Regions from separate parts of the Mus musculus genome. Here region 2 is linked to region 1. A link is a loop called in an ENCODE intact Hi-C map of the cell type or tissue named here. Cell type or tissue: left cerebral cortex. All regions are shown on one strand. Each heading gives the region's core, and the rest is flanking DNA. Links, peaks and the distances in the headings are about the cores only.

Region 1 (16,155 bases), core at 2,591-10,590:
ATAGTTGGAGAGGCAAGGGGAGAGAGAGTACAGTTCACTGATCCCCTGCTCTCCCCAACCAAGGCTATCAACACGGCTCTTAATCCTGTGTCACGTCCAAATATAATGAGATCTTGGGCCGATTCACCTGCTCCTTGGCCTTTTCTCGCCCATCCGACATCGCATGGGCCCAGCAGTAGGGGTGCTCCCTCTCTAGGGTGGTTACACTTGTATAAACTTTACAGTCAGACAGAGGCAGGCTCTGAGGACACACCTCCTTGGAATCTGAGTCCAGATGTTTCTGACCTTGGCTGTGTGTGCTGAAGGACTGTTCATTGACAGACACCTTAAAGTGTACCTAAGGACTTCAATGGCACGGCACAGCACAGTGAGATGGGCCCTGCTTTAGGGACACATTGTTTAGTTCAAAGACCCGGGTGAAGACATTCATTCCTAAAGGCAGGCGTGAGCCTCATATGAGGCTCAGAAGACATGAAGGCTCTCCCTTGGGGGCTGACAACGGGGTTTAGCTGTCCTAAACCCTGAACCCTGGCAAGGTGCCCAGCGCCTGCCTGCCCAGATGCCTGTTTTTGCAGATCATACCATGGGACTTTCAGACAGGGACTTGAGGGATGCTACACTCAGCATGTCCTTCCCCGGGGACTCCATTCCTCTGCCCTCGCCCTTCCTCAATAGACCCTTCCACCACTGAAGCACTTATGCAAGCACCCTTTGCCTTCATGGGGCTCTGCTCTGATCAGTGCAGGCCCCTCTTGAACACAGACCTAAGACCTTCTTCTCCTCCACAAACTTCTCTCCTGCTTATGCGTCCAGCAGGGAAGAAATCTGTTAGCAGAAAGACTTTGCCTCTCCAGTTGCAGTATTGGAGTGGCCTGGGGGAGCTGGTACCTCTGGACCTATCCCAAAGTACACACAGGCTCTACCACCCTGGTGTGGGCTTCAAGGTGATGGGCAAAGAAGCAAGAAAGGAACTCCGAGTGGGCGCCCTCAGATGGAAGGAAACGCCCATCACTGCTCACTTAGGCTGACAAGCTGAGTACACGTATGAACGCTGAGGACACATGTCTGCTCTGCTACAGCTTGCTCTGTAAGTGCTAGCCCACAGCTCTCACCTGGATAAGTTAGGCTACCCCTGCCTAGGTTCCATCTCTCACCCTCCCTCCTCTCCTCAGCTCTCTGAAACCAGAGCTGGTTCTCAGCTCTCCAAATGGCATCTACCTCTGACCTAGCAAGAAGGTGGGAAGCCTGGAGCTTTCTGCACTATGTGGAGCCTCACAGATGTAGTGACCCTGAAGTCCTCAAGCCTCTACAGCTTCCTGTAGACTGCAGCTGCTAGGTATCACTCTCCCCTCCATTTCGCCCAAGAAAATTAAGGCAGCACATGTCTTCAGGTGACGTAGAAATCATGCTAGGGTTCAGGGTGTGCTGTCCTAAGGCGGTACATTCCAGTGACTGAGGACATCAACTGTCTAAATTCAGGCTCTGCTCACAATGAACTACAGTCTTAAGTAATGTGCAGGCTCTCTTTACACCCCTTTCTTCATCTATGAAGTAGGAGTGATTACACATGCCCTGCACCGTCAGTGTTCTCCTCTGCTCCCGGCTCACCTGAAGTCCGACATCCACCCCTCCCTTGGATTGGCTTTCATGGCTCTAGCGCCTCACCAGAACCTCCTGGGAGCTGCTGAATGTCAGTTAACTATGCCAAGCTAAGATTCTAGGTTAATCTGCACTGTGGTTTGTGGATGGTCTCCTAAAAGGTCCTCTGGGTATTCCAGGCTATTCAAGCCCTACCTGCTCCTCCCAGTCCTTACCTCTTCTTCTCTGAAGCTACCAGGGGAGCCCCTCCCACTAGCATCTGCCTATCCTTTCATTAGGGCTATGCTCAGACCTACGAGCAAGCCTGTCCTGTCAGCTCCTTTGGACCTGAGTTCAGCTGAGGAGTGTAATTACACTGTGCACAGGCTCACACAGTAAGCCCTCATCTCTCTCCCCTCCCCCTCTAAGAGCCACCATTTGGGACCAACAACTCCATGTCAGGAGGCAGGCTTTATGGTTTCTACCCACATGGTAGACAGGCACTGGGTAGCTATTGCCTTCAGGACCTAGTTTCCCACCCACACAAACAAGACACTTAGATCATAGATTCTTCACACAGTTTTTGGGTTTCCTCCCACTGTGTACCCATCTGTCCCCATTCCTCAGTCTCCCTGGTTGATATGGGCTAAAGTTCTAGTCTGGCAGCAAAGCAGCCCTGCTATGTTGGGAGCACCTTCCCCTGGTCAGTCTTTGCGAAGAAGCTGCATGAATCTGGCCCAGCAGGAATTCTGTTTAACTGGGCTGCAGATTAATAAAGTCTTCAGGCAGATGGTTATTGAGTCCAGAGGGAAAGGTGTACCACTAAGGCTCTAGTGGAGCCCTGGAGCCCCACCACTAGGTAGCTTTAGCCTGTTCTGCAGGCCAGAGCAGGAGAAAGGCATGGCATAACCAAGATGCCCACCCAACCTCCCCTGCTCCTTCTGGGGCAGATGGAAGAAGATCCCTAGAATCTTACCAGAAGTTGTGCCTCTCCCTCAGGACATGAACTTGTTAGAAGGTACTGTCTGAAATCCTCGGAATCATTTGGAGGGACAGAGTAAAGGTGTATAGGACCATACATGCAGCATCTGACACAGCAGCTGCCATAGAAGCCCCACACTGGGGGAAGCCCTGGGGTTGACTGCTGCCTTCCACCCTGGCTTCTGCTAGAGCCAGCAAGTAGGAACTCCTGCTGGTCAGATAGTCTGTAGCCCAGCCACTGTAACAGCTGCATTCCTGCTGCGGCTGGTCCCAGGTGGCCTATGAACAAGTGTGCTGGCAGCTGCTCTCCAGACCAGACCCAGGAGAAAACAGCAGCCACGTTAAGCCACCCAGAACATCTCAGCTCAAACTGGCACAAGGAGAGCCACCTAATGTCACTGAGAGTTGCAGATATGGGGCACTGTGGCCCCAGTTTCTACAGAGATGCACACCCTTCCACCAGTCTTACAAGGCTAACCTGTGGACGCTGAGGACACCAAGACTGTCCCCTGCCTCACTCACCTGGGGAAGACTCATTTAGGCCCATCAGGTCGTTGGCCCTCTGGATCCTCTCCAGGCACATGGCTTGCTCCTTCTTGAAGATGCAGTCAGAGTGCATAGCAATAGCCTATAGGATATGGAGAACAAACGATGAGAGGACATGGAGCCCACTGACAGCCCCTCTGCTTCAACTCAGGAGAAGCGTGTTAGGGATGGGTGTGGCAGGAGGGTGACAGACCAACATCTGCTGTGTAACAGATGCCATGAGGGCTATCCCCAGGCCCCAACTCAATGTGTGAGTCCCACAGGCCCCTAAACCTCAGTCTCCATGCTATAGTGACATTAACAATTGCATGCACTGCCCTCTAGTGGCTGGGTATGTATGTGCATCCATGCTAGAAACGCAGAAACACTAGGAAGAAGGAACTACTTTTGTTTACTTCATTTTCTGTTGCAAACGTGTAACCAAGTCGAGATGTTATTTAACTTGTTTCAAGTCACATGACTTAGTAGGCAGGGTAACAGGATTTGAATCTGATGTTCTGGCTCCTGCTGCACTTTATGGGGAGGTGAGGGCTAATGAACTGAGAACTACGTTAACAAAAGCCCTTCCACGGCAGACAAAAGGGTAACGGTCAGATTCACAGGTCTCCTCTCCACTCAATTTCAGAAGGGGAAAGACAGGTACAAAGCTCAGCTCAGGTCCCAGAGCAGGTCCAGCGTCTTCACAGCCATACCCTGCTATCATGATAGATGATGTTCAAGTTCATGTCCATCAAACCCTAAGTCAGGAATGATTCTCTTGGCAAGGAATCTGAGCTGCCAAGGACCATGTACAAAGACAGATCCAATCCCACCTGCTCACTGCAAGTGAGATGTGCATGTCCTGACATGCAAGGAAGAGGAGTAGGAGGGTGACCTCAGGCTCTGAGGTCAGCCTCGCCCTGGCCCAAATGGAGCTAAATGGAACCCTCTTCCTCTCACTCCCGATCTTCACCCTTGCTCAAGAGAGATACGAACAGAGGACAGGATTCTGAATTTAGGTGTCAGAGGGCCTCGTGGCATGAGGACCAGAAGACCATCATGTGGTCCTAACCAGGGACCCTGAGCACGGCTGAGCTAGCCAGATACCATGCAACTCTAGGTGCCATAGCACACGTCACCATCTTAACAGATTTGCAAGTTCTGTAACAACTCTGTGGTGTGTGCGGAAAGGGACCGGGGTGAGGGAGGGTTGTTGGCAGAAATGCCAGCTTTGGGTCGGCTTGGCTGAGAGTACTCAGAAGTCACTGGTCCTCCAGGTGGAGGGAGGCTCGGTACAGTCGTAGAGGCAGACGCCGGGCCCTTACCATAGGCAGCAGGAGGAGAGCAGTCAGGGAGAGCTGCAGGGTTCTGGCCATGGTGCTTCCCAGCCACTGTCTCTGGCTGTTGCTCCCAGCCTTGGGGAGTCAGTCACCACCCTCCACTGTGCATGCAGCGCTGAAGGGAAGGAAAGACAGCACACCGTGTCACCTGCAGGGGGTTCCCAGGCCAGGATTCCAGCCCTGGTTAACCCTTGGGGCCTGCACCCCTTTACTCTTCCATCCCACCAACACGAGTTGAGCACCATATGCCCTGCGCCCACAGTAGGGCACTGAATGTGGTGGGTACATGCCAGCTCAGCCACCGGGCTACTAGAGCACTCCAGAGCAGCTAATTCCTCTGCATAGACCAGCTGTCTCCACGTCTCAGCATTCTCTGCCGCCACACAGAAGCAGAGTTTTGGCTGGCATATGCATGCCCACCTAGCAGTGACATTTCGCAGGCTCCCTTGTTCCAGGCACATGTCTTGTCCGCTGCTTCACTTAAGTACAGGGTCCACCTCTTCCATGGCAGACTGAATAATGTCCCGGGGGTTAGAGGATGACAACGGGATAGAAGCCAGCATCCCTGAGCGGACTGGGACAGCGAGACGCCTCTCTAGCCTGTGTGACCTAGCTAACTCCACACAGCTCTGGTATGGAGAAGCAAGCTTCTATACCATCTGTTCACTCTGAAAGGGCCTCTTTGCTCTCAGTGCAGACTTGGGACAATCACGTTCTCCTTTTACCCCGTCTCACAACACTTTGACTTCTAAAGGGTGTGGTCACATCACAGTGCTGTTGGACCTCAAGGACAGGTGTATGAGGACCAGGACCCCAGGAGGGACCAGAGAAATGGTGGGGACCGAGCTCACACTCCACCTGAGCCTGCTCTGCTTCTAAAATTGACCATTGACACAAATGCCTGGCCACTCAGGAGCTCTGCACTGGGAAAGGTTTGCCCTTGGACAGAGAGCAACGTACATGAGGCTACTCGTTGCAGCAGCAACACACTGCCCCTGCTAAGCAGAGTGCTGTCATCCCTTCAGAGCGATGGTGGTCATTACTCCATTGCTGTGGGAAGGATTATTAAGTAGCCCTATTCAGAGCACAGCTAACACAAAAAGCTCTTCACTATGGACGCCTCGAGGATGTGAAACAAGCCTGCCCCTATATCCCATGCACCGTATGGGTCCAGCTTTTACCTCCCATGCCTCTGTGCCTTAAGTGCCTGGCCTTAACACCCTCTTTCAACATTTTTTTTGGCTCAATTGGGTAATAAACAGACATCCAAAATAAGGAAGAAAACCAGTGACAAGAAGAAAAAGAGAGAAGAGTGCCCCTCTCCAGCTCACTCACTCGGAGATGGTAAGGAGATCTCCGATAGCTGATAGGTACCCAGGGAAGGGAGCACGTAGGGTTCAGTAGATTGGGAGAAGCCGGGGGATGAAAAGGGGTCAGGCACACAGGCTTAAGGGCCTGCACCTCCCCCAAGGCCCCATCCACTCCTAGTGGGTACAGGCACCATGGGTGCAACACTGGTGGTTCCTCAAAAGTATTCAATTGCCTGTACCAGTCTGAGATCCCGACCCTGTCTGCAGAAATGACCTCAGGCTTGGTTAGGATGGGAGACGATCGAGTTCTGGGGACCTCAGCAGGCCTCAGTTAGAGGCCATCTTTCCCAGCTAGTTCAGGTCAGAAAAACCAGTAAGAATGGGATGTCCTCTGAACTCAGGGTTCACCTTGAGTAATCTAAAGACTCCAAAACAGAGCTGTGGCCCCCAGGGAAGCCCTTCAGGACCAGGCATACCTTCTACTTCCTCTGCATCCCAGACCCTCTCAGCCTAGTGCAGCCTGGGACCCCTGCCAGGCTGGCCCTTCAGCTGATGCCATGTGGATTACAGTGGGTCTGTTTTAACCTGTGTGAGAACCTTGGGACTTACACAGGGACACAGAGCTGAAGCTCTAAGGTTCCCTCTGGTGGCGGGAACATGATGGTAGGGAGTCTCTCTCTCTCTCTCTCTCTCTCTCTCTCTCTCTCTCTCTCTCTCTCTCTCTCTCTCTCTCTCTCTCCATGCACCTCATTTTTAAGCAAAGGAGCATAAAAACATGTCAGATCCACAAACACTAAAGCACCTTTATCCCAGGGCTTCCACTTGAAAGCATCAATATGATCATCTGCGATGGCAACTTCCCTCCCCTCTCCTCATATGTCCCTTCACGGAAACCCCGAACCATGTACAGTAAATGTTCCTGTGAGGATATGAGCTCAGACATATCATGCATGCCTCCATGGATATGTACAGGAACCCTCAGTTCTATGGTACAGTCTCCTAGACAGATCATAACCCAGGGAGATATCCATGGTGCTGACACAGGAGCCATGAATGCACACGGGTGAATGTCTCAGATGGGGCGATCACTGAGCAAGGGTCCTGGATACCACTGCTGCCTCATCTAGTCCCTGACTTCTCTTCCTGTCTCTGAAGACCTCACAGAGCACCACTCTCTGCTCTTCCGGGTGTTTTTCTCCAGTCCCTACCCTTTCCCAGCGGCCCCTGGTGCTTGCATTCCAGTGTTCTGTGGGGCACAGTGTTCTGTGCCTTCCAAGATGTGACACTGATGCTCCTCTTTTCCCAGGCTACCTCTGCCTCACAACTCCTTAGAGATGCAGGTGTCCCTGTCATGGACTAAGTCAGGCCACCACAGATCTGTCAAATACCCCACCCTAAGGAGGGACATCAGGCCCTTTCTTGACTCCCCTGCATGCCCCCTGCTCTCTCTCTCTGGGGTTCAAATTGTGCCGGGCAGGTGGCTCAGAGAACAGGGAAGCTCTGCCTCCAAGCTCCTAGTGGAACGGAGGTGGGAAGTTTCCCCTGTAGATTTTAGCCTTGACCCCAGGCCAGGTACTTAAGCTTCCTGCTCAGCCTCTGCATGTTGTCTGCAAAGTGGGAATGACAGCCATGCCTGATCCATGGGCAGCACTTCGAGGATGTGCCACAGCCTGGCGTCTGTGAGGTGTCTCCCTCTCTGTGCTCATGATTCTTGTGCCACTGCACAATCACCTCCACCCTGTATCACATTCACTGGGCACAGCCAGCCTGCTGCTCGTTATCTCCTAATGGTCAGTATGTGCTGTGTACACCTCCAAGTTGAATACCCATCAACTCCTGTAACTTGACTGACACGAAGGAGATCCTGGCACTCTCCTCGTTCTATAGGGGAGGCAACAGAGGCCCAGAAAGTCTGTGCAACTTCTCCAAGGTCACACAGAGAGCATCCCAGAGAACTAAAATGTGGCTCCAAACCCCTCTACTTCTGCTGCTCTGTCATTTGGAAAGGAGCCTGCTGAACCCCCATGTGACCTCTCACACCATCAGAGGTGTGAAGATCTTTTGCTCCTGGCTGTCACATGCAGAGATGTGAAGCCTACCTGTACCTGCCCAATCTTCAGGAAGAGCAGCTATGAACAGAACATTTCCATCCTGCCTGAGATCAACTTGAAAAGCTGCTTCATCACTGTGAAACTAAGACACAGAAAGCATCCCAGTAGGAAGGGTGTTCCCCAAGGTTACATGGGATAGCGAGCCTAGAGATGTGCCAAGCAGGAATGGGATGTGGACTGGACTGCGGGGAGTGTTGGAGACCCCCAGAACATGCCCACCCCTCCACCCAGAGAAAGTCTGCCCTCCCTGGGCCCTAGCAGTCCTGAAGCTGAGCTGAGCAGGGACTGAGAGCCAGGGCTGCATCACCAGTCAGCACTGAAGAACTGGTGACTCACAGACCTCGAGACATTCCTAGTCAGAAGAAGGGGGGATCTGCAGACCCTTCAGCACCCTCACTGCACCAAACCCAGCAGAGGCCACCTTCTACTCTCAGCGGGGGCATGGCTTCTGCTGCAGGCCACTCACAACTCCTCCCTCAGCTGCTCCAGACAATCAGTGGAAGTCTGGTGTCTCTCTGCATCCTTCCTGCACCCTGAATTCCTTCGCCCTAAGGAGCACCTAAAGAGGACAGAGCACATCAGGGGTCCATCCCTCCCTTCTCCATACAGACTTGGATTCCACACATGCCCTCCACTAGAGCCACCTCTAGAGCAAAACAGCAGGAGGCAGGGAGGAGGTAGGGGAGTCTGGAGCCAGTCTAACAGCTAGGGACACTGAAGGGCTATGCCAGGAAAGGGGGATGGCACTGAATGAGAAACTATTGCTACACCCCCACCAAGGGAAGAGATTTTCATGGCCACTGAGCGGAGCCACCGGAGAGCCATTTGGGATAAGGACTAGGTTGATGGAAAGTGGGCAGAATTCTGAGGTCTGAGACAACATGACAACGAAGTATCCCTGGAAGATGTGTCAGGAAAGAAAGGTCCCAGGAGGACAGCAGGGCAAGAGAGAAGCAGAGGGGAGGGTGAGCTTGCGAGCCATAGGTTCTCAGTGAGGAGATTCCAAGGTGCATAGTGGCTGCCAGTACTCTCAGCCAGTACGCTACATGCCCATCTGCCAGAGAGAAGGTTGAGGAAGCCAGGTACTACTCAGAATTCAAGGAGAGCAGGGAGGAGAGAGACCACCCCAGCCTTGGAACACCACCTCCTGGAAGCCCACCAGTGCACTTACTCGCTCTACCCTCTGGCCCCCAGCCCTGAACAAGGCTGTTGAGGTCTTGCCAAGTTTACTGTGAGACCCAAGGTGAGATTTAGGGTTGCCTTCTCCCTCTTAAGAGGAACAGGAGAAGGGGTTCAAGAACGAATTAGCATGCTAAGACAACATCAGAGGTATTTAAGGTGTGCTGGCTCCAGCTACACTGCAAGGGTGGGGGCATCCCCTGAGTACAGTGGAGACTTCCCCCAGGACTGACAGACAGATGCCTCTTGGAGACCAAGTGGAACAGCTTGTGCTCAGGCATCTTGAGCCCTCAGATCAGACATCCTTTCTCTTCAACCTTTTAGACCCTCTCACCTCTAACCTTCCATCCCAGGGGCTAGCAAATCTTCCTGGCTGCTCAGATTCACTTTGTTCCTAATTTTTGAACAGCCAGAAAGTCAAGTACAGATTCTAATCAATGCATTTTTTAAGTAGCCAGGAATTTTTTTTAAAAAAGGAATTGCCTGAATAATGAATTGCATGAAATCAAAATATTGGGTGTCTGCAATGTTTGTTAAAACATAGTCAAGTTTAGTTTCTGTTCATATATCCTCTGTGCAGGACAAAGTCATTATAGTCAAGTGCAATGCCCACAGAGTCTAAAATACTAACTAGATTCACGGGAGGGTGAGGGGGGAGTCACATCCCATGTTCTAGGCTCCTGCAACACAGTGTATACACACACACACACACACACACACACACACACACACACACACACCTGAACCTTCATTAAGGCTGGCTTTGTGACCAAATGTTCCCAGACCTTTCGTGAGAATGTCTTTCTGTTGCTGCCTACTTCCCTCTCTCATCCCGGCGCCCAGGCAGGTATCAAGGGACGCGTACATGCCTTCCCAGCTGTGTGTCACTCCTCTGTGTGTCAGTGTGGGGGTGGGTATTATTGTGTGCTTCTGACGGCATCCAGAGCTCAGTACAAACACATCACAGCGAAGGGTTTTCCTGCCTCCATGTTCCCAGGCAGCTGGAGCGTGAGGGCCAATCCATTCAGACGTACAAGCCCAGCTCCTTTTAGTCAGAGGTGGCTGGAAGCTTCTGAGGCCTCTCTGCCTTCTGGGGGTAAAAAAGCCCCCACCTCTCCTGCCTGGGGCATCACAGCTCTCCTCACACATATCCTCAGGCCCTTCAGTCACCTCAGGGTCAGCTCCAAAGCCAGTGACTCTCAGGTGAGCATGACACTCCTGATCCTAGGCAAACCTCTGCACTGGGCACCCTGGGTTCTGCCATTTGGTCAACAATCCTGAACGATGAACAGAACGCATCCCTGCCAGACCACCTCCTCAGTGAGAAAACCGCCTTGTGGCCCTAGCTACTGTCCTTTCTAGACTCCCACCTGGGTGCTGATCTATAAATATCCACTGAGTCCATGTCACCATTCAATACAAATGGAAGAAAGGAGTGTCCAGAAGTAGGAGCATGACAGAGAGGTGACCATGTGAGAAAACAAGAGCTCCAAAGTGCTTCCCCAATCAGCCCCCCACGAGCCTGAAACACACACACACACACACACACACACACACACACACACACACACACACACACACACACAAAACAGGATGTGAATGCGAGCTTTAGCCTGGCTCAGTCTTGGGAGTACAGGAAAAGGTCCTCCTCCAGGCTCACCACAGACATGTTTCCTCGATACACAGAGACAGACAGACAGACAGACCCTTGGGGATCTCAGCACAGATGCACCACCACCCATGAACCACTACTGATGGCAGAAAGTAGGAGGGACCACATCTGACTCCTGGTCACACCACACACACTTGTTGATGGATTGGTCAGAAGATCTGGCTCAAGGCCGGCTCCAGCATGTCCTGTCTTTAATTTGTGTGTTCAGAGTTTGGCTTGTGTCCAGACTGGGGCCTTTGCCTGTTCTTTCCAAGGTCAATGAGGAGCAGGAGTCCTAGGCCTGCACTTGGGAATGGGGGCTCCTCCAGCCTTACCTGCCACCATATCAGATGCATCTCAAGGCCTTCTGAGCAAAGAGCTACCTGCTATCCCTGGGCTCCAAAAGGCCTCATCACAGTACAAGTAACCCTTGTCCCAAACCCACAGCCACCCTCCAGCCTGCAGCTTGACCTTCCGAATGGTCTGCCTCAGTCCAACTGCAGTCTGGGGGCAGACTGCCTTCCACGTCCTCTGTATGGGCTCTAAATTCCTACATACCCTCACAGGAATGCACCTGAGCTGCCACAGGGAAAAAAAAATCCAAACAGATGCCTATTTCTCTCTCTTTAGGCCATGAGGGAATTATGGGACATACAGCCTGAAGTAAAGAAAAGTAGTCACAGCAGCCCTGAAATGGACTGAGGAATTAGCCAGACCCCCTCTCATGCCAAGGTGGTCCAGAAGGCTCTGGGTTCCTAGAACTGAAGCTCCACTCCCTAGCAGCGAGGGAAATGCCATCGCCATCCCCTTCCTGCGTGTTTGCTCCTGAAGATCTAGTTCCACGAACTGGTGCCTGGTCCCTTGCTCTTGCTGACAATATGATCCTGCTCCCAGTAGTCAGCTAGCTACTGCAGAGCCTGGGCCTTTAAAACAAACATCAGGGGTCTCGGAGGGGCCCACTACAGCAACCCCACTCCCACAGCGATTTTCCCCCACAGGCCCTGCAGGGCGTTTCCTTGTTAGACCACCAACCCCCAAGCGTCTCTTGGTCAACCTCTCCCCGAGCCCCGGGGAAAGACTATCCTTAGGATAGTCCTATAGCCGTAGGGCTATCCTTTTAAAAACAATGCTAAAGCTTATCTCTATTGGGGGCACAAACTAAATTGATCCCTATCTTATCTCCGCAGCTCATCCCTCAAACGCCCTGCAGACTGTAGAACCGAGTTCCCAAGAGACCCTCCAGCATTTCTTTCCAAATCCACGTAGGCGCTTTGGTCCGACCTGGAGACAGGGAGATCGAGCTCTGGGGGATCTCTGGCCGTAGTGTCATTCGTGCCCCTGAATGCCTCTTTCTGGCACCAGAAAAGGCTGAGACAGCTAGGCCGATACTCACTGAATGGTCTACAATAATGTGCTCCAAGCCACGGTCCGACACTTGGATGGAGCAGAGAGAAGCGTAGGCAGCCCGCGGCGGCGGGAGAGGATGGGCTCCGACTCTGTGCCCCGCGTTGGCCCTCGCTGGCTTTGGGTTTGGCAGAGCACGCGGCTCCTGGAGACCTCTGGGCTGAAGGAGGGGTCCAAGGGCCCCGCTGGAAAAGGGTCTGGCGCTGGGCGAGTGCGGAGCAGAAGGACAGGCCAGGAGTGGTCCTTACCTGATGGCCTCGGGGCTGGTCGGGACTGCTGGGCGCAGGGGCTGAAGGTGCAGGAGGACGCGCAACCCGCGAATCCGCGCCCAGAGCCGCACTGGCTGGAGCGTGTGCGCCGCGGAGCGCGCGCCGAGCCTGGTCTCTCGGTGCGTGTGGCCGCGAGCAGCCAAGTCTGTGTGTCCCTGCGCCGCGGTGTGTGCGTACTGCACAAGGGACCGCGCTGCTCCAAAGTCGCAGCCAGTCGCAGTCGGGAATCGGAGCGAGGCGTCCCTCGTCTCCTTTAGCCCACCCTGTGCCACTCGACCGGCTCTGTCCTGCGGGAGAGGCGCCGCCTCTGCTGCGCAGCCAGGCCCGGGGCCGAGGGAGGCGATAGACCACCGCCTCCCCGGCAGACCTCGCAGGCGGGGGGTGGGGTGCAGGCCAATGAGAGCCCGGGGGGCGGGGTTAGGCCGGGGGCAGAGATGGGGAGCTGGATGAGGACCACCGCGCTGACACAAGCCAGAGCTGCAGCAGGGACCCAGGGCGCGGAGGCGGAGGTAACAGCCCCCCTTTCCCAGTTCTGTCGCAGAGCTTCCGGGCTGAGTTGTGCCTTCCTCAGGGCTCACCACCTTTCTGTCCAACAGCAAAACATCCACTAGAGAAAGCCCTCTCCCTCTCTTCTCTGTGTTCCAAGCCTCCTCTGGCAACCTGCCACCTGAGCAAGTCCCTGGCCCTCTTTGGGCCCTCCTCTGCTCACAGTCAGGGGTCTAGAAGGGATGAATTGCAGGTGCCTATCTAGATGTCCTCGAATGTGACACCCCAGAGAACACCTCTATAGCCAGAAAAGGAGTAGAGGTGCTTACGGGAAGTCTGTTAAAAATAAATGAGACTGCCCTGCCAGCTCTGGGAGTTTGGGTGTGCGGCCTGATGTTTCTGAGCCTCCACTTCTTCACCTGCACCACATCGTTTCTATTTCTGGGCTCATGAGAAGAACAACATTGTGTAGGAACAGTCTGTGTGCCAGTAGCAAACTTGTACTAGGCTCATATATTCACTGATGCTAAACAAATTACTATTGTTGTTGGTGATATGGTGTACTCACCCTTCTTCTGGTACAATTTGATAAGCAGGAGCTTAATGAGCAGAACTCAGTCAAATAAGGTCACAGTGCCAATATCCTGCCACCTCCAGTTTGGCATAACTGTGTCCAGTCACAGCATCCTGAGTTCTTTGTATCCCCATCACTTAGTCTCAACTGGCTTCTGTCATTGCCTGTTCAGGCAAGTTCTGAGCCACCCTTGATGTGTGTCCTTCTGAAGAACCTTCAAGGAAGAAGAGGGAAGGAGAAAGAACTTGAGCCTTTTGTTAGCAAGGTCAGTCTAGCTGAAAACAAAAGGACAAGGAGATGGAGAAGACCCATGAATGGGAGCCACACAGAACCCTAACTGGTAAGACCTACATGATCATTTTACATCCGACTTCACAATGAAAACAGAAAGGCTAAGAATAGGAAGCAACCTGATGCTCCAGAAAGATGTATGGAGTGTCCTATATACAGACAGCAAGTTTATGATTCCCCACTTAGTCCAGGAAGCACTGGTCACCTCGTAGACAGCTGGCACTCGCTTGTGTTCTTTCAGGCCATGTTCCAAAGGAAGAGCAGTGGAGAATATGTCTTCTCTCTTAAGAGTGGTCAGGACCCCCTCTAGGGAGAGTACAGCTAGACGCTGGGCAGAAGTCAGCAGTCAATCAGGAGCAGCTCTAGAACGCACTGCATCTCTCTCTGGTCTGTTTTCCCAAACTGGAGGTCAGCTTCTCTACTTGGCCTCCAGCCTTGATGTAGGACGGATCAAATGAGATGTCACCTGTGAAAGTACTCTGCAAACTGCGAGACATTCAAGGGGAGGCAGGGCTGTTGATAGCCTCCACATAGGAAGTGGAACATGAAACATGGGACATTGGCACTAGGGGCTGCCAGGGAGGGGGAGATGCAATCACTTACCCACAGTAGATCAGATCACTCCACTACGGGAATCCTGACGCTTTGAGTTTGTGCATCCAGTTCCTGGCTCATTACATACTGCTGGTTCTTCATGTCTGTGTCTGGGAACCAGAGCCCTGCTTTCTGTTGTGTGTTAGCAGGTGCACATCATGGAATATGAGAAAGACAGTCATGGTGGGTGTCTTCCTCTATCCAGGCAACCAGCTGTGCAGAAAGAAATGAGACATTCATGTAAACCCACATGTCTTCCCTTTGCTTCACAGCCTATGGCCTGAAGGTGAGTCCCTGGCAGACTCCAGGTAGAGGACAGTCAGACTTACTACTTGTACCCAACCTAAGAGCCAGGTATGCCTGAAGTCATCCAAGAGCGATGCTTTTTCCTAGTTGATTCACCTCACAGGAGCACAAAGATGACTTACCAGACCCCAGCAGATGAATGTGTTGTGAGTTATGCCCTCCATCATTCTGTAGGCCCAGCATGGGCTTCTTTGTCATGTGCCTGACTCGGGGATTTGTCTCTGGCTCTCCTAACAAATGTGTTCCTATGAATAAGAACTACACCAATTCTGGTGCCCCAAACCAAGAACAGAGCCAAGATTTCCCATTATCTCTATGGTCACTCACCCAAAAAGCCAACTTCAAATTCTAACCTTGACTCTCCATGCTTCGCAGCTTACCGTCCCCACCCTCGCTGCCTGGCTCTGGAAAGCATTGGGGTAGGAACGAAAGGTTCCCAGAGCCCTCTTGAGGTGCCTTCCCTCCCAGAATTGGAGAATGAGGAAACTCATGGTTCCTACCCTGAGGTGCTCACTACCTCATCCCTCTCCACAAGCCAGCCAGCTGGGCAGGCAGCAGCTGAAAAATATGGGTTTTAATTCAATTTCCTGAGATGAGGGACTGAGGGAGATGAATGCCAGGTCACCCTACCCAGCATTCATCTCTCCTGCACAGCCATTCCTTCCGTGACACAAGCCCAGCCCTGGCGCCACTCAGACATAAGCGGTACCTTCCAGAACACAGGTGTCTCGGGGTAAAGACCTGGCATCCCTGGCAGGCTCCCACTCTGTAGAACCAAGTCTGCTCAGAGAAAGGACCCTTCTTAACTATTCTCAACAGAATCTCTTCACAAGCTTTGAAAAAACACCCCTGCCCAGGCCTCACCACCACAGATAATTAGATAATTGGTCTGTGGAGAGGCTCGGGTAGGAGTGTTTTTTGAAAGCTCCCTAGGGTATTTTAACATACAGCTGGAGTGCTCTGGAACACTGTGAGAAGCCCTCCCCATGCCTTGCGTGCAAGCCTCCCAAAGTGGTCTGCTCACACAGTCAGAGCAGGGACCTGGTGGGTCTGATCCCCAGACCTAGGGACACCCTGAGATAAAAGGAAACGCATGTTAGTTCTCTGTCTAGAACCATGCTGTGCAGATGGTGGCCTTGGTGTACTTGAAATGCCCTGAGGTGCCCTGGAAGCTACCTGGAGTTGAGAAGGAGAGAAGCATCTTCAGAGGGACTGGGCATTCCTCAAAGACCAGGCTTAAGTTCTCTGGCCCCTACCCATTCCACAGCCCAGCCCTGGATAGAGATGAGTGAGGCAAAGACTACTTGGAATGAGAAGCAGGGGGGGGGGGGTGACAGGGGCAAGAGTTAGGGCTGTCACTCATAAGGCTCAGGACCAGAAATGATGCTCCAGTTACAAGGCATTATAGCTACCAGCAGAGCAGGTCTCCGATCAGAACCAGCCCTGTGCCTCCCTAACTCGTAGATAAAAACTTACGCATCTGGGAAGTTGGAACGTATGGGCGTCAGGGTAGACTGGATGAGATAAATAATTCCTTGGATCCCGGAGGAAAAGCA
Region 2 (16,155 bases), core at 2,965-10,964, 48 kb before region 1:
TCTTTTTAATCCTACATGTCCTTTGTGTATATTTTTTGGCTTGGAGGTTCTTGGTCTCATTATGTTAAGTCGGGTAGTTTTTATTTTCTACATTGCCAGTCATATACATTGGCTTCTGGTTTTTTATGGGATTGCTAAGTGTGCAAACATGTGTGTCTCAGCATCTTGTGCTTTTTCGTTGGCTCTTGTTCTTGCTTGTTTTTTTTTTTTTTTGTTCATACTTTAATTTGTTTGTTTGTTTGTTTGTTTTATCTTATTGTATTTTCTTATTTCTCCTTAGATGTCTATTTGTTTTCTAATGAGAGATAGAAAAGTTGAGAATCCGGCATTCGAAGTAGCATCTGCTGGGTGTGCTCCTCTGCATACCGAATTCTCCCAGGCTGCAGCCCTTCATGACCCACTCCCAGTATTCTCGCGTCCACAGGGAGCTAGTTCCTGCCTTTCCAAGTGTCATGGTTGCACAAGTTTGTCGTACGAGATGGTGTGCATAATCTACATATCTCCCCCCAGATGACTCAAATCATGTCTAGACCTTTGCGCTACTCAGCCCAATGTGGGCGTTATGCAAATGACTGCTGAGTACCGCTTTTCCCAGAAAGTTTTCCATTCGAGGTTTTCTGCATTCACAGATAAGGAGCCCACAGGGACAGAGGAACAGCCGAACTCATTAACCTCCCTACAGACATTAAGCTCCTGGGGAGAAGCCCTCCTTTCTCTCACTTGTCTTCTCCAAAACCTCAGTAAGAAGACAATAGCAAAGCCCGCCGTGAAAATCTGAGGCCTAACCAGATGGATGCAGATGTTCACGCTTACAATTAAGTGCGAAAGTTCTTAGACACAAATCCACGTCCTAAAGGGCTCCTTATGTGTAGTCTCCAGAAATAACTTTTCTGTGTGATCATACAGAAATACAAATGTGTGTGCCGGCGAAGTCCAAAGAGAAAAGCCCTGCGAGAAAAGCCCTGCACGGTGCACTGTGGGTCACATTCTTCTTACAAGATATTTCGCATGTAAGTGTCTCTTCCCAGTGTTAATTATAGAAAATATTTAAGCTTGTTCTTTCTCTCATTATCTCATTACCAGGCACTGTGTGGAAATGAGCCAGTTTCCCTAGACTGGAAGCGCGCGTTACACCGATCATCAAACAAAATGGCCACCAGAGGGCAGTGCAGACCTATGAGTTGATTCCCCCACCCCACTCCAACCTTCCCTCCCTCCAGCCCAAACTCTTTCTGCCAGGAAGAACTCTAGATAAGGGAAACTGCTGGAAGGGGAAATGTTTCCCAGTTCTTGCTTGTATTCTCAAGGCTTCCCGCCTCTCTCTCTAGCTCCTTGGGTTAAAAACCGTGCTCATGCCATGGCCTGTTGTAGGCCTCCCTCTGCTCCTGATGCAAAAGGTATAACCAAATGACAGACTAGGCTTTTTCCACCACCATGCCACCTGAAAAGCTCACAAGGCTGACCTCTAACCCCAACCCCAGTCGTCAGTGAGTGCTGCCTTATGGCCAGGGAGCAATCAGTCACAGGGTTCATGTGCCCGGGCCACTTTGTGAGACTCGGATCTCATGCAAACATCTCCCTAGATTTGAGTGTGTGCTTCCCACCCGAGATGAGCCCCATCTGGTCCTTAGGCACCCACTCAAAGTCGAAATGGGAAACATTAGAAGGCCAAGGGTAGATCCTATTGCTTAAGTGAACCACAGAGGGAGTGTTTACTTATGTCTGTCAAAGATCACAGACCGGTCTGTCCTAGCCCTCTCTCTAACTCTGCAGCCCCCTGGCTTCAGTGGAAAGTTTCTTTTCCAGCAGTGTCCTTAGGGGCAAATAGAAGCTGGGAATAGGAACCTCTTTCCAAGCAGGGACCTCCTCCATTATATAAATGTTTCCAGACCCTTATTCTGAAGCCTGGATCTGCCCACTCCTTCCTGGAGGATTGAAGAATCCAGGTTCTTTCCAAAGAAATCTCCCAGTTTCTATCTTCCCTGGGCTAAGGCCATCCAATCTGGAGGCAAGAGCCTCTGACCTTCAAACCAGTTGCAGAGCGCTTTAATGGAAGAAGTCCTGTGGTTCTGAGCATGTGCGGTCTATCTCTACCAACCTGATCCAAAGAGGACTGTAAAACCACCACCACCCACCCATCCTCCTATAGAGCCACTTAGAAGAGATTTCCAGGTGGTAGCCCTTGGGAGGCCACATGAGTCTACGCTTTTTCTGGGGAGGCTACTCTTGTTCCTACAAGCAAAATGGCCTGCCCATCCAGCCTGAGCAAGGGGTGGCTCAAAACAAAGCTACTCGACTTCTAAACAACGAATACAGATACTTTGTAGCCCAATCATCATGAGCCTTTAACAGCACTTGACACAGGCAACCACACCTGGTTATTGGGGTCCTCCTTCTCAACTCCCCTGTCAATGTACTTTCTTCCTCTGTTGATGGGCTTGAGTCTCATTATCTGTCTGTTGTCAGCTCCTTGGTGGCTTTCTCTGTGTCCCAGAAAAGCCCCCAGTCTGCTGTCTCGGGATCCTCTCTACAGGGAGGATGGATAAAGTGCTTCATCAAAAGGCCCAAAGGGGGATATTAAAGACCTGGAGACAAGAAAATCCGGAGACCCAAGGCTGTGTGGCTAGGATGGTTATTAGAACTGGTTGCTGCTTCAGTTTCAGGGACCACCAAAATGCCAAGCGCACTGTCTGAGAGCACTCTCTTTACTACTGCCTGTGATTGTCAGCCAAAATCATTCTATGCAGGCAAATGGAACAGAGGTGACAGAGGGGTTGGAAACCCTGGAAATGACGACACAGGGACCAGCTGTGGGCAGGCAGATCAACTTTACTTAGGATGATTTAAGGCTTCCATAACTTGGGGGGCTGAGAGATCAGAATATCCAGGGTGGGCAACAGTCACTGGCTGAAGGTTTAAGATACTGAGATAACTCACTAGCCTGGAGAGGCATTCCAGGAATCTCAGGCGCTAGCTGAACAGCTTCTGATCAGGAGAAAGGAAGTTGAACCTGTAATCTGACTAAGGCTTTATGATATTTTGTAGGTAAAGGTTGTGGGGGGTGGGGGGAGTCTGGGCTCCCCAAAACAAGGTCAGAGAAAGTGGAAGCCCAGCTAGCAGGGAAGGGAGTCCTCCATTTTGTTCTGAGACCAGAAGGCTATCCAAACAATGATAGACTTTCATCTTAATTCACAGGGCAACAACTGACAGTGGAATTTGGTTCTGGGTGAGCACTCACTTTGGTGCTGAGAGATGGGAGCACCAGAAATGCCACCCTTAGCTTTTCTTGCATTTGTAAGTTGACAATGCCTCCTGATGATGTCAGGTCTGGATGATGTCACATCAGAACTGCCTTCCACCTCTCCTGACTGGCCTTTCACTGAACATTGCCTCCTTGTGACAAACTATTTCCTTAAGAGACTTCCCCCTTCCTCAGCTCTAGCCAGGAGCCTGAGGCCAGGTCCTTTTCCTCCCCTCACCTGAGCCAAGAGCACCTCCTGCTAGCTGTCCCCAAGTCCCCATATCTATGTATGCATGGCAGTCTATTCAATGAAAGATAAGCATACCTGTTTTCCACCCAGAAAGCAGAGAATGGAAATAGGTAACAGCCCGGTGACCTGGGCTGTCTGTAAGGTCTGAACACACTTGAGTCTCCCCAGACTACGATGCTTAGCGCGGACTCTTGCTCATGAGACCTTCAACTTGAGCACTGTTTCTCAGTCAATAGAGTCCACCCTCGAGTCACATGTGCTTTACAATAGCTTAGATAACTTCTGTGCTATCTGTAGTACCAGGGCACTCCTGACTCCCAGACTTTTATGTTTATCTTACTCATGCGTTCTCCCTAGACTCTTATCTTGACCATTGTTTCTCAGTCAATAGAATCCATCTTTATGGAAGAGGTCATATGTACTTTATAAAGAGTTTCCATGTAAACATGCTTTAAGCTTTATTGTACTTAGGGAATTGAGTGGATTATCAGGAAAAATTTTCCCCCGAAACTGTGCTCTGCTTAAATATGGCTAAAACAAACTACCCAGTGTGAAAGACACAAAAAGTTTGGACTAACACCAGTTACTGTGTTGGCTTGAAATGTATTTCCTTCTTGCCCCGTGTGAATCATTAGTCGGATGGCTATGGCATCTGCAGAGACTCCCACAGAAGACAGTCTTCCTTTAACAGCATGACCCTGATAAGTCAACCACTCTCCAAAGCAGGCCCCATACCCCAGGGTAGTTGGGCAACTCAAACTGTACTCAATGGGAAAGGAGAAGAAAACTCAAAGTGAAATGAGTAGAGAGCAAAGGTGGAGAGGAGAGATATGGGAGGAGGTAAGAGGAGGTAGATATAATCAAAGCTAAAATAAACTGTATGAAAGTCTTAAAGACTTAACAAAATATTTTAAAAAGAAAAATAGGTTAATTAAAGCAGATAATATATTCATGTGCTCTCTCTGGAGTAGTTTTGTGTATGTATCATATGTGTCTTTATACTTTGGTGCGATTATTTGAAAAATTAATTGTAAGAAGACATTTTACCTCTGTGCAACCTGTTCAAACAACCCTTTCACCATCAGTCCATAGAAAAATCATAGAGGTGGAGAGTAGCCTTCAGTCAAGGCTAGATGCAATAGGTCAAATGACAGTACCAGGGTCCCTGTTTCTCTTTATGCCTCTCTCCCATCTCCACCATTGTCTGATTCACCTCTGGGTTTCCTACCGAGTTCCTCTCTCCTAACTGCAGATGGCTGTGGCACCTGAATGTCACACTCTAATGAGCTCCTTCCTCTTTCCTAGAAACCTGGGAGGCAGCTTTCTCATGCAGCTCACAGGCCTGCCATTTAACCAGGAAGTGGGCTTGTTATGAGAGAGCATAATTTGTGCAGTTATGAAAGAGCAATTATTCCCCAAGTTAGGAACTTCTTGGAATGAATGGTAGGAAATAGAAGTGATAACTACAAACAGTCATCTTAGTCACACACTCCTGGATCCCTAGATGGTGTAAGTATGGTGACATCATATACACTGTTGATCGGTTTTCTTCCAGTCTTCTCCATCTGTGATGGTAAGCTTCTGTCAACTTGACACAGACTAGAGTCACCTGAGAAGGTGGAAACTCAGTTGGGGAGTTGTTTCCATCAGATTGGCCTGGCAGCCTATCTGTGGGGCATTTTCTTTATTAAAATTATTGATAAGGGGTGGTCCAGACCATTGTGAGCAGTGGCACCCTTAATCAGGAGATCCTGGGTTGTGCAAGCCATGAGGAGCAAGCCAGTACACAGCGAAAGCAGAGAAACTATCTCTCTTTCAGTTCCTGACTTCAGTTTCCTTCCTTGAAAGGCTACTTTCACTTTCCTTAAGATGGACTTCAGAGTGTAAGCTAAATAAACACTTTCCCCCTACCTTGTTTCTAGCCAGCAACAGAGAAACAAACAGAGACACCATGTGACTATGAGTGCAAAGTGTGTTACATTGTCACGGGCGTTAGTATCTCCTCATACTACCTCTTAGTGCTGAGCAAGAAGTTTTGAATCTAAGGGGTGACTGAATGCTTCTGAAACGTACAAAGTCATCGAGGGGGTGAAACTTAGAAGTCTCTGGGTCCATGAAGAGGAACATTATATATTTTAACAGAGGAAGGTTCTTCCTCCGGTGACCAATAGACTTAGGACTCAGCCACTGCTCAGTTTCCAGTTGCCAGAATCTCAGAAATGTGTTTGTCCCTGATTGGGTGAGCACACAGCTGTACTGCACCACGGTTTCCTTCCATCTCACCCTCTCACACATTGGTGACCGATCCAAGGAGAGGTTGTCAGAGATCTGTTCAGCCTGGTTTTATGGGTTATGGATAAAGAAAGGCTATTTCGCTTTAAAGTTGTTATGCTCTATTCCCTACCATACCCAGGGCTAGATGGCATGGGGTATTATGGCATGAAGATGCCCTCTGGTACTGGAAAAAGACAGGGACCCAGGCTGTATTCTGTAAAACACCCATCACCTGTTATGTATGTGAGCTTTTAATTGGAGGATTCTGTTTTCATCACTAGAGAGGCCAATCAAAAACAAACAAAAACAAACCTCCATTTTAACTTTAGGACTAAACTATATTTCAATTAACTATAACAATGTCATTTTAAAAAACGTTCAATAAAGAATACACCAAAGCGTTATCATTGTTCTTATGATTGTTGCCATACAAAAGGGGAAAAAACATCATTTTTCCTGTTTTGTGTCAAAGAGGAAGCCCTAAATATTAGGAATATCAGACCCCATAGGACCACCATCTGCCAGGTTCACAGCAGACAACCTACAGGAATTCTCCAGAAAACTCAGTGTCGCGGAGCTGTCTGTGGTGCTGGACAGGAAGCTCACGGAAGTCCTGCACAGTCAAGTGCCCATGCTATGCACTGTGCCTAGAGGTTAGGCCCAGGTTAGCAATTAAGGTCATGGTTGTCTTCACCAATGTGGCCTGTAAGTATTTCCATGGGGCATTTTCTTGATTGATAATTTTGATACATTGGAGGGCCCAGCCCACCGGAGCAGTACTATTCCAGTCATGTGGTCCTAAGTTGTAAAAGAATGCAAACTGAACAAGCCATGAGAAGCAAGCCAGGAGACAGTGTTGCTTCATGGTCTCTGCTTCAATTCCTACCTCCAAGGTTCCTGGCTTGGGTTCTCATCTTTATGAGTAGCCCAAGTATCAGGTCAGCCAGTGAAACTATAAACTCTTCTTCATTCCTACAGGTAAGTTATATCTCTCAAGATAACATACTGAAGTCTTGACTCTGAGTGTCTATGGATGGAACCAGACTGGCAATAAGTCTCTCAAGCAGAAATGAGTTGAAATCATACTGGATTGTGGTGAACCCTAAATCAAGTAGGACTTGTGTCCTTACAATAAATTACAGCAAGGACAGAGACACGGGTGTAGAGAAGTCCATGCTGGTGATGGAAGAAGATCAGGGTGATGTGTCTCCAAGCCAATAAATGCTGAAAGAAAATCACCTACAAGATATGGGATTCAACAATAGAAGATAAACGTTCTCCTCAGAGCCTTCAAGCAGAGCACGGCCCCGACAGCACTTTAGCTTGATGTCTAGACTCAAGAATTGTGAGAGAATAGATGTCAGATGTCTTACAGCCCCTCCTCCGGCCTGTGGCAATTTATCGTGGTATCTGTAGGAAGGCACTACACATAATGAGTGAGTCTCATCCCCAACACCAGAGCACTCACCTGTGGTGGCCCTTTACCTGGGATGCTCTTCCAATTGGCCTATTTGGGAGATCCTAATAAACTTGTAAAGCTCAAAACATTATAATTTTCAAATTCCTACATCTCAGGCTTTCTGGTTATCTACTCTAAAAATTGCTACCCTGCCCCAGGAGTGTTCTCTCTTTAACTGTTCCATTTTCTTCACGGCACCAACTTCCACCAAAAATCCTATTCTGTTCCCTTCTTTATGGCTGACTCAGCAGAACATGAAGGGTGGGGGAGAACGGGGGCATTCAGAGTAGTCCAGAGAGGAATGAAGGCTCAACAAGTAGCTACTGAATAGACAGATGAAAGTCACAGGCCTGGTCACTGCTGTACCCGGTCTTCCTCTTAATGGAAACCCAGGAATAAATGCACAGGTAAAGAAACATGACCTTTATGATGATGATGTCTAAAAGACAAAGTTGTCTTCTGGAAAAGTCCTCTGCTAACCTAAAATGGGTGTAAGGAATAGTGGCTGGTACCCAGGTTCCCACAGGAAATTCCTAATCTTGCATCCTTAACTGAATAGGGACTGAGCTCTCATCAGCACAACCACACCCTGATGTCCACTAGAGGGCAACCTAACAAAGCCAGAAGCTGAGAAGCATTTAGCTTGAGTCTGGCTTGAGGTGACAATTATGAATTCATGTCAATTATGATGTTTGTTCTCATCACCAAAAGAACTATCTCTTAAGATCACCCTAATTGAAAAGCTAATTAATTAATGAGATCATTGATTAAAAAGTTAAAGTTAAAAGTTAAAATGTAATGAGCAAAGAAGATCCTACAGCACAAAGCACACTCACAGATACAGACGTATGACGGATCTCAAAGACTGAAGGAAACCCAGAATGCTGAAGCACATGTCCATCCCTTGGTGTAAGCAAGGCTGCAGAGGGTAGGAGCAATCAGCCTTGAGGGACTTCAAGGTCATTCTGTGACCCACATTGGACAATTCATGCCCCTTGTTTGTTTCAAATAAAGTGGGGATTTACAGAAAGACAGTCTCTACCCTCCCACAAATGTGGGAAGAGCCAGGAGAGAACCATCAGACTTGCCAGAGACTCGGGGGTTTGAAAGTATGACATAAACTACCATTTTATAGTCAGTGTACACTTTTCCTTCCAGCATAATAGAAGGTATGTTAGTTTGCCAGTTGTGATGGTTTGAGTAAGAAAAAATTACCCCACCCCCTATAGGCTCATACATTTGAATGCTTAGGCACCAGAGAGTGGCACTACTTGGGAAGGATTGGGAGGTGTGGCCTTGTTGGAGGAAGTGTGTTACCGGGGGTGAGCTTTGGGGTTTCTTAACCCTGAGCTAGGCCCAGTAGCTCTCTCTTCCTGCTGATCTATATGTAGAACTCTCAGCTACTTCTCCAACACCATGTCTGCCTGCGTGCTGCCATGCTTCCCACCATGACGATAATGTACTAAGCCTCTGAAACTGTAAACCAGCACCAATTAAATGCTTTCTCTTGTAAAAATTGCTGTGGTTATTGAGTATCTTCCCAGTAATAGAATACCGACTAAGACAACTGCCTTGAAGTGAGGTGTGGTCACATGATTAGACAATGGCCAATGGGAAGTAAGTGGGAAGATACTTGCTTTCTGTCCCTTCACTCTTGAGTAAAGTGCCATCCAGAGTTCCAGCTGCCGTTTTGACCTTGGGACCTGGACTCACATGCTAAGGAGTAGCCCCTTGGGAGACAGTGAAGCCACGGTACCAGTTCTAGACTCTCTACTTCAGACTCAATGTGAGGAAAATAAAATTCTGCTTCCTTTAGGCCTTTTTTATTGGGGGTTTTCAGCTATGGCCTCTAAATTTGACCCTAATTATCTCCAAGGTGGCTCAAGTTGATTTGTATTCTTGAATCTGGATCCTTAGATTATCTCTGGTGGTCTACAGAACTCAGCCTGAAAAGCCATCTAGAGGCCAATCTTCTTGTGGATCTTTGGGCCTCTTAAGAGAAACAGTGAGCTCTGTCTCTGTCTGTCTCTGTCTGTCTCTCTCTGTCTATGTCTCTGTCTCTCTCTCTTTGTCTCTCTCTCTGTCTCTCTCTCTCTCTCCACTTTCCTCACCAATTTCTCTCTCTGAATTTCTCCCTGCATGGGCATATCCCCCCTCCCTCCCACATCTCCCTATCTGCTTGGTGATTTCCCTGGCCCTACTCCTTAGGAGAGATGAATCAGCCCAAGAGCTGCCCCCAAATAAACCTGATGCTTTTCACTTTCAGAAAAGAGAGAGAGAGAGAGACAGTGACCTCATATCGTCAGTGTCTATTTACTGTCTACCCTTAAGAGTTGAACCCCTGCTCAAGTCCAAGGCTCACAAACAGACTGGTTTATCCAGCCACATCTCCTTGAGTAGGATGGGTGGAACAGTAGTTCTTGCAGTGCTAGCCACAAGCACTGTTAAAACCAAACTCAGACCCTGTGGTGGTTTCAGTGGGGATGGCCCCCGTAGACTCATGTGTGTGAATGTTTGGCCATAGAGAATGGCCCTAAGAGGAAATATGGCCTTGCTGAAGGAAATGTGTGTCGCTGTAGAGGCATGCTTTGAAGTCTTACATGCTAAAGTTGTACCCAGGATGTCACACAGTCTCCTTCTGCTGTGGGTGGATCAAGATGTAGAACTCTCCACTTCTTCTCTGGCACCATGTGTGCTTGCTGCCCTGTCTCTCATCATGACATAATGGACTAAAACTCTGAAACTGTAGGCCAACCCCAATTAAATGTTTGCTTTTATAAGAGTTGCCATGGTCATAGTGTCTCTTCAGAGCAATAAAAGCCAAACTAAGAGAGCCATGCTGCTTCAGATACTGTGCAGGTGTGACCAGCAATGTAGGGTAGTTCCGGTTCAGTCAAAGATTGAGAACCCTGGATGCCTAAAAGGGATTTCACTTGTTAACAGAGAATAACCAGGAGTTACCTAGGAAGAACTGGAGTTTGGGACTTCTGAAGGACATAGGAAGAAAGAGGCTGAAATCTGCCTCATGCTCAGGACAAAGATTGAGGCTTACATTTGCCAGGAAATGTCACTTTAATATGGAACTCAATATTTCCAACTTGGCTCGTCAGCTTTGCTTCTTGAGTATGACCTCTAAGAATGAAATATGGAGCCTCCATTTTTCCTGGTTCAGATGACCACCGCTCTACGAAAGTCTTCCAAGAGTCCAGCCAGCAGACTGACTCACCGAGAGATTATCTTTCAGACTGAGTCAAGGAACACGGCGTATCAATGTCCCAAAAGAAGAAAAGGGCAGGTGCAGCCTCAAAAGGCAGAACAAGCTAGCCTTCTAGACACAGGGGAAAGAGCCTCTAGGACCTATCCAAGTGGAAAACTGACATCTGTTGTCTTTCAATTTATCTCATTGGCGTCACTTCAGAGTGGTCCAATAGCTGGCGGAGTTAGCTCTGTAATGACTGTAGACTTCCAGTTCATTGTGGCCAGTACTTTCTATTCTCAGGCCTCCTTAATACTTTGGGAATGATTTTAAAATCCCCAGATTTGTAACCATGACCTGCTTTCAGATGAAGCCCTTAAAGCGTCATGCCCACAGGTAGAACCGCCCCTTGCAAAGCTACCAGATGCAGCTTTGACAAGAAATGCACCATCACAGGCAGGGTGCTACATGTGGGATGCTTTGCTGGCAAAATATCTGAAGCAACTTTCCTGGAAAAATGTCTCAAGCAGTGGACTTCAGAGGCAGTGGCAACTGCAATGTCAATACCCCAGCATAACAGACTCATCAGTTGGGATTGTGACAGCTGCTGTGACAACAACCTGGTCATCAGTTTCCTGGCATGGCATGTAGCTTTGGGTAACTCATCTTGGTTCTTCCCCCTGACATGAATTCTGTGACGTTTCCTAACATTCTTTTGTTGGCAATTAAAATTTTACTAACATCATGAGCTAGAGAATTATAAACAATCACTTGGCCCTCGAGGAAAGGAGAGCTACTTGGAATTCATTACCTTGTGTGACAGGGAGAGGGGTGGCTCTCACTCTCAGGAACACTGACAGCCAAGGGCATACCTGGGCTGAGCTGAAACACTCCCTGATGGCAAGCTTTCTGAATCTGTCAGCTGCTCCCACCAAACAACATAAAGGCCATGAAGCATCAAAGACTTTGGGGTAAGCCACTTCCATTTTCAGACGCCCAAGTGAACCGAGCTCCACACATCATGTGAATGGCCTTTCAAGGCCAAGGCTTCCTTTCTTTCACCCTTCCATCTTCACCTGTCCCAACTCCATCCTCATTTCCCTCTTCCAGAATCCAAAGGCCTTGCAGACTACATTACTGTGGAATAATCAGATGGGAAGGGGGAGGCGGAGTCCCCTCCCCTCCTGCCTCTTTCCCCTGCCCTCCACTTTCAGCAATTTACAGGCACCAAGAAAAACGATAAGACATTTATTGAGTCATCTACAGCAGTTTGACATCCTTAAAATCCCAGACAATGTGTGAGCACAGCGTTAATGGAGGCAGCAGTAGCAGTGAGGTCCGTGGGGTTTATCTTTATTGTGGGAGATTAAACCCAGACCGGTCCAGCTCCCACAAGGGAGCCTGGAACCACATCTGGAGTACCAAGGGCTGAACCAACCCCAGCCCTGACAGATGCTAAGCCTCAGAAGACAGACAGCAGACAAAACACACATGGCTGAGTACAGACACAGCACAGGACCTGGAGTTCAAGGAAGGGAGAAAGAACGGGCATTTGGCTCACTTGAGGAGTGTCCCATACCACTGAAGGATTCCTAGGCAGACAGCACGGAGTTGCTCATAGAAGATTTCTCCTCATCCGTACCTTCGAAGAAAACTGAACAGTGATGACGGTAAAGCTGGGATTTGAAGTCCACCAGAGCCCTGTGGCCTCATCCTTGAGCTCAGGCTGGTGGTTTTACAAATGAGTTACCCCTAAAGGGCTCAAAACAGGAGACAGGCTGCAAAGGGATACCTTTCAGGGTCTTCACTCTAAGAATGAGCACACAGCGGTGTTGTTTTCAGAGCTTGCAAACTCACAGGGAGCATTTTACCTCCACCTCATCCCTAGCTAGAGGGTAGATGATGGTGTAACCACGGCCACCTCATTGCAGAGCAGGGATCCAGGTTAGGGAAGTATAGAGTCCCAGAACAGATGGAGAGGGCCAAGTTTGCTAGGGGGTATCCTTAGACCAGGCCAACTCAGCTGCTTCTCCTGCACTGTACTGTGGACCCCTGGGCTTTCTGCAGGTACAGCCACTCCTGCAAAAGGAACATTGCATTTCACAGCTGCTTGGAGTGTTACATCTGGCTCACACGCAGGGCTGTGCAATACCGGTACAACTCAATGCAATGCAATTCAAAAACAGACTAGGCCCAACTGTTTTCCCAGCTCCCTAGGCTCAAATGAAATTTGCAGTGTCAGGGGACTTGCTGTCCTCTCTTGGAAGTGGGGCAAAGGGTACTCAAGGAATTAAAAAGAGAGTCTCTTGTAGCTTTCCCTCCAAGGAAGAGAGAGTGAAGACCAAACAGCAGAGGCCCTGGTACTGGGCAACAGGTTCAGGTTTATTTCCATCACGACACCCTAACCAAGCCCCATCCCAGAGCTATGAGAGGAATCACTGCGGGATGCTGAGCATGTCAGGGAGGACCTCCTCGCTGCACGCAAGAGTCGTCAGAGCTTAAGCATAGTGCATACTGGGGCTCAAAGCTGAGCACCTCTAAACCCCTCTGGCTTCCTGGCAGCCTAAGGATTCCTCATGTGGAATCCCATGTTCTGAGGACCTTTCCTCACAACTTGCTCCTTACCCTGCAGTTGGACAGCTATGACAGGAGATAAGGACAGGGATGTCCTGATCCCCAAAATGGGACAGTCCGTTTGGCCTTTAAGGTTTCATAAAACAAGCCCCCACTTCTCAGGAATGACCTTCCACAGCTGGGTACCCCTTAAATCTGCTATGTTCCTGCCTCCAGGTTTCCAAATCCATGAAGCCCTTTGCACCTACCAGACAGAATTTCCTTATCGTTTTCCCTTTTCTGGGTCCAGGCTATATTGCTGCAAGCCTTGCCTGGGGCCCATTCCAAGAGAAGATGGTTGGTGTTTAGACAGAACCCCAGAGGAACACTGGGATACACACAGATCAATAAGTCTTATTGCTTGCACTATGTAAGAAGGTCAATAGGGAAGGGATTTATCCAGCCTTGTGCTGCCCCATCACTGCCTACAGCCTGAGAGCCAGACCCTCATGGAACAGCAGAATCCTTCAGGTACATCTGCTCACAAGACTAAGAAAAAGATTCCTTCAGACAGAAAAACAAAGCAACGGGAACCTGGAAGTTCTAGGAGGACACAGGCCCAGGGCTCAGAAAGCAGCAGGGCTCGGGTTATTCGGTTTTTGCTGTTTTGCAGTAATGCAACCAGAAAGTCACAGTTTCTCCTTCCACAGTGAAGCAGACCCACTGGCGGGGGTGATGGCAAGGGAATGGGGTCCATAGCCCAAGGGGTGCACCTCAGATTGAGGGGGCCACAGGCAACCTGTCCCTGCCTGGTGTAGAAGGCTATTTCTGCACATCATGCCTGAGGCTCCCATTCAAATGTCCATGGCCTGAGGCATGATAGCTGCTCTACCAGCTTTGGATACCATGTGGCATCCAAATGGGAAAATAAACAGGATGTCATCCCTCTTAATACACACATGCACGCACACACACACACACACACACACACACACACACACACACACACACCCCTTAGATGCTTTTCACAAGGATTCATCTCTGTTTACCTGCCTTAGTTTTTAACTAAGGCAGAACCTGGAAAAGCACTAGAAACCACCTCACTTCATAAACAAGGAAGCTGTGGCCCAGCACAGGGCACATTGTGTTCACAGTCATGAACCCAGCTGGAATCCTGAACCAAGGCTTCTAAGCAGCTCAGGCTCCATTGAAGTGTCCAAAGTGCAAGGGGATCAACTGATTCTTGTTTGGCTGATAACCTGGTTCTCAGAACAGGGGAGGGGATGGAGGGGAGAGATAAGGTACAGGGGGGAAAGAGCCAATGTATATACTCAGGGGTTGGTCCAAGCCACTGAATGTTTCTGGGAAAGAACAAGGAGGCCCTTTCTCTTTCCAGCTTTGCCAAAGACCCAAGAGCATACTTCACTGGTCAAGAACACAGAACACATCTCTAAATCCTATCCATTAGAATCTTCTCCAGTCTTTCCAATGGCTCCTCCAGAAGCACTGTCTCGAATATCCTAAAACTCCTTCTACTTAATATAACAGCGAGCAAGGCAGCACCCCACACTCCCCATGCAGTTCAGAGCACAATCATGAACAAGTTCCTCGGAGGCAGGGACAAAAACAAGCATCTACACGGAATAAGCTGGGCCCCGTGGCCCCATGGCACTACTTTTTTTCCCCCTCTACCTTCCCAAATCTGGGTGTGGCCTTATTTTAAAGTCTTAGGTTATGGCTGTGCAACTTGCAGCTGGAGAGCCAAGATGGGCACTAGAAAGCCACCACTCCCTCTACCAGCAGCTTCTGCCTATGCACATGATAGACACCATATCACCTCCAAACACCCTAGGAGGCCCCACAAGTGATTCCAATGTCAAGGGCACGTGGAGAAAGTCTTGCAGACAAATCCGAGTTTAGTAATTGAGTCCAGGCTGAAGATGGCATGTAGGATTCCTTGTAATCAGTAGAGGGGGTGGGGGTGGGAGCACTGTGGAGTTCCCTGGACCCAAGACTTGGCTTATGAAAATTGAAGGTTGCTTCAGAACTCATTGATTTTACTGCAAGGTGGCTGGCCCATTCTAGACATGGCTTTGATTAATGGGAAAACAGAGAGGGGAGAGCGAGGGGCTTTCTGTGGTTGTTGTGGCTGGAGAACAGCTTCTTCAGGCCATCCATGGTGGGCAAGAAGTGTAGAAATAAAGCCACCACATGATACGGTCTTGAGTCAGGGCACAGTCATGGACGTGGTAAGTTCTTCAGCTATCCCATCTCCTTCCAAATTGAATCTGCATTTCTGGCTCTCAGCTCTTAGAGCACAGGAAAAGCACCAGAACTTTCTCTGACCCTCACCCCACCTCAATGTAAGTCTCTGACTGAAAGAGCCCTAGAGCCCTCTCATCATCCAGGCACACAGGAGCTGAGCACCTGGACAACTTAGATGTAAGCCAAAGGAGCCTCAGGTTGACCTGCTCCAAAGGATGCTCATGACACTGAGCTGCAGTACTTGGTACAGGCTGAGAAGGGTCCATGTCCAAAGCCAATTTGCTGAAAGGCTGCTGGGGTGTTCACTGCCCCAGTCTCTCCAAAGCAGGCATGTTTCAAACTCAGTTCACAAGGCCTTGTACCTGGGATCAGGCCATCACCGAGGCTGGCCTTGACCCAGTAGGTCAAGCTGGGACCTGGCAGAGGTGAGCAGGGGCATGGGTTGGGGGGGAGAGATGGGGCAACTTTCCAAATTTGAGGTGTATTTACATATCAAATTGGGCTCAGTGGACCACAGTAGATGGGACCCAAACAGGAGGGGCAATATCAGCCTATACCCTATCTCTCTCTTCCCCTTTGAGGAGGAGCCCAGCTTCCTACCCAGGGCCTGCCCAAGGAGAGGGGAGAGGCACAAACATGCGCAGGCACTGGCCCGCAGCCCCAGCCTGTGCAGAAGAAGAAGGGAGACAGGGCTCAGGTGGCCAAGTTGTCGGCCGGGAGGCTGGACATGCGGAGCTGGGAGCTGCTCTTGCTCAGGATGGACAGCTGGGTGCCCCCGTTCACTCCACTGCTGGCCAGGGATGGATGCCGGTGCTTGAAGTCCATAGTGAAGTAACGGTTCACCTTCCAGCTCCTCCATTTCCTCTTAATCTCTGCCTGTACCTGCAATGAGCAACATTCATGTGGCTTCCCAGTAC

What was found. Peaks named below come from ENCODE experiments on the same cell type or tissue, not always from the same donor. Only the 100,000 strongest peaks of a DNase experiment are listed, where the experiment ranks them.
Region 2: it touches region 1 in a loop (2.6-fold over the local background); 19 of 42 quality-filtered maps call a loop at or near these places.

What each region holds. Positions count from the first base shown.
Region 1 is chr6:55,448,541-55,464,695 of GRCm38, reverse strand. It overlaps Adcyap1r1 (adenylate cyclase activating polypeptide 1 receptor 1), which reads right to left and starts at 12,718. Exons shown (of 17, transcript NM_007407.4): 1 at 12,328-12,718; 2 at 4,410-4,539; 3 at 3,082-3,187. The coding sequence starts at 4,460. In left cerebral cortex, for the core only: CTCF peaks have their summits at 3,432 (motif pointing left), 4,572 and 6,362 (motif pointing left); DNase peaks (open chromatin) are centred at 3,429, 4,811, 6,360 and 9,947; H3K4me3 peaks cover 1,585 bases; H3K27ac peaks cover 1,697 bases.
Region 2 is chr6:55,496,948-55,513,102 of GRCm38, reverse strand. It overlaps Adcyap1r1 (adenylate cyclase activating polypeptide 1 receptor 1), which reads right to left. Exons shown (of 17, transcript NM_007407.4): 17 at 11,648-16,120. The coding sequence ends at 15,932. Among named protein-coding and RNA genes, the nearest start is that of Gm34441, 32 kb to the left of the region's middle. In left cerebral cortex, for the core only: a CTCF peak has its summit at 7,828 (motif pointing right); a DNase peak (open chromatin) is centred at 7,819.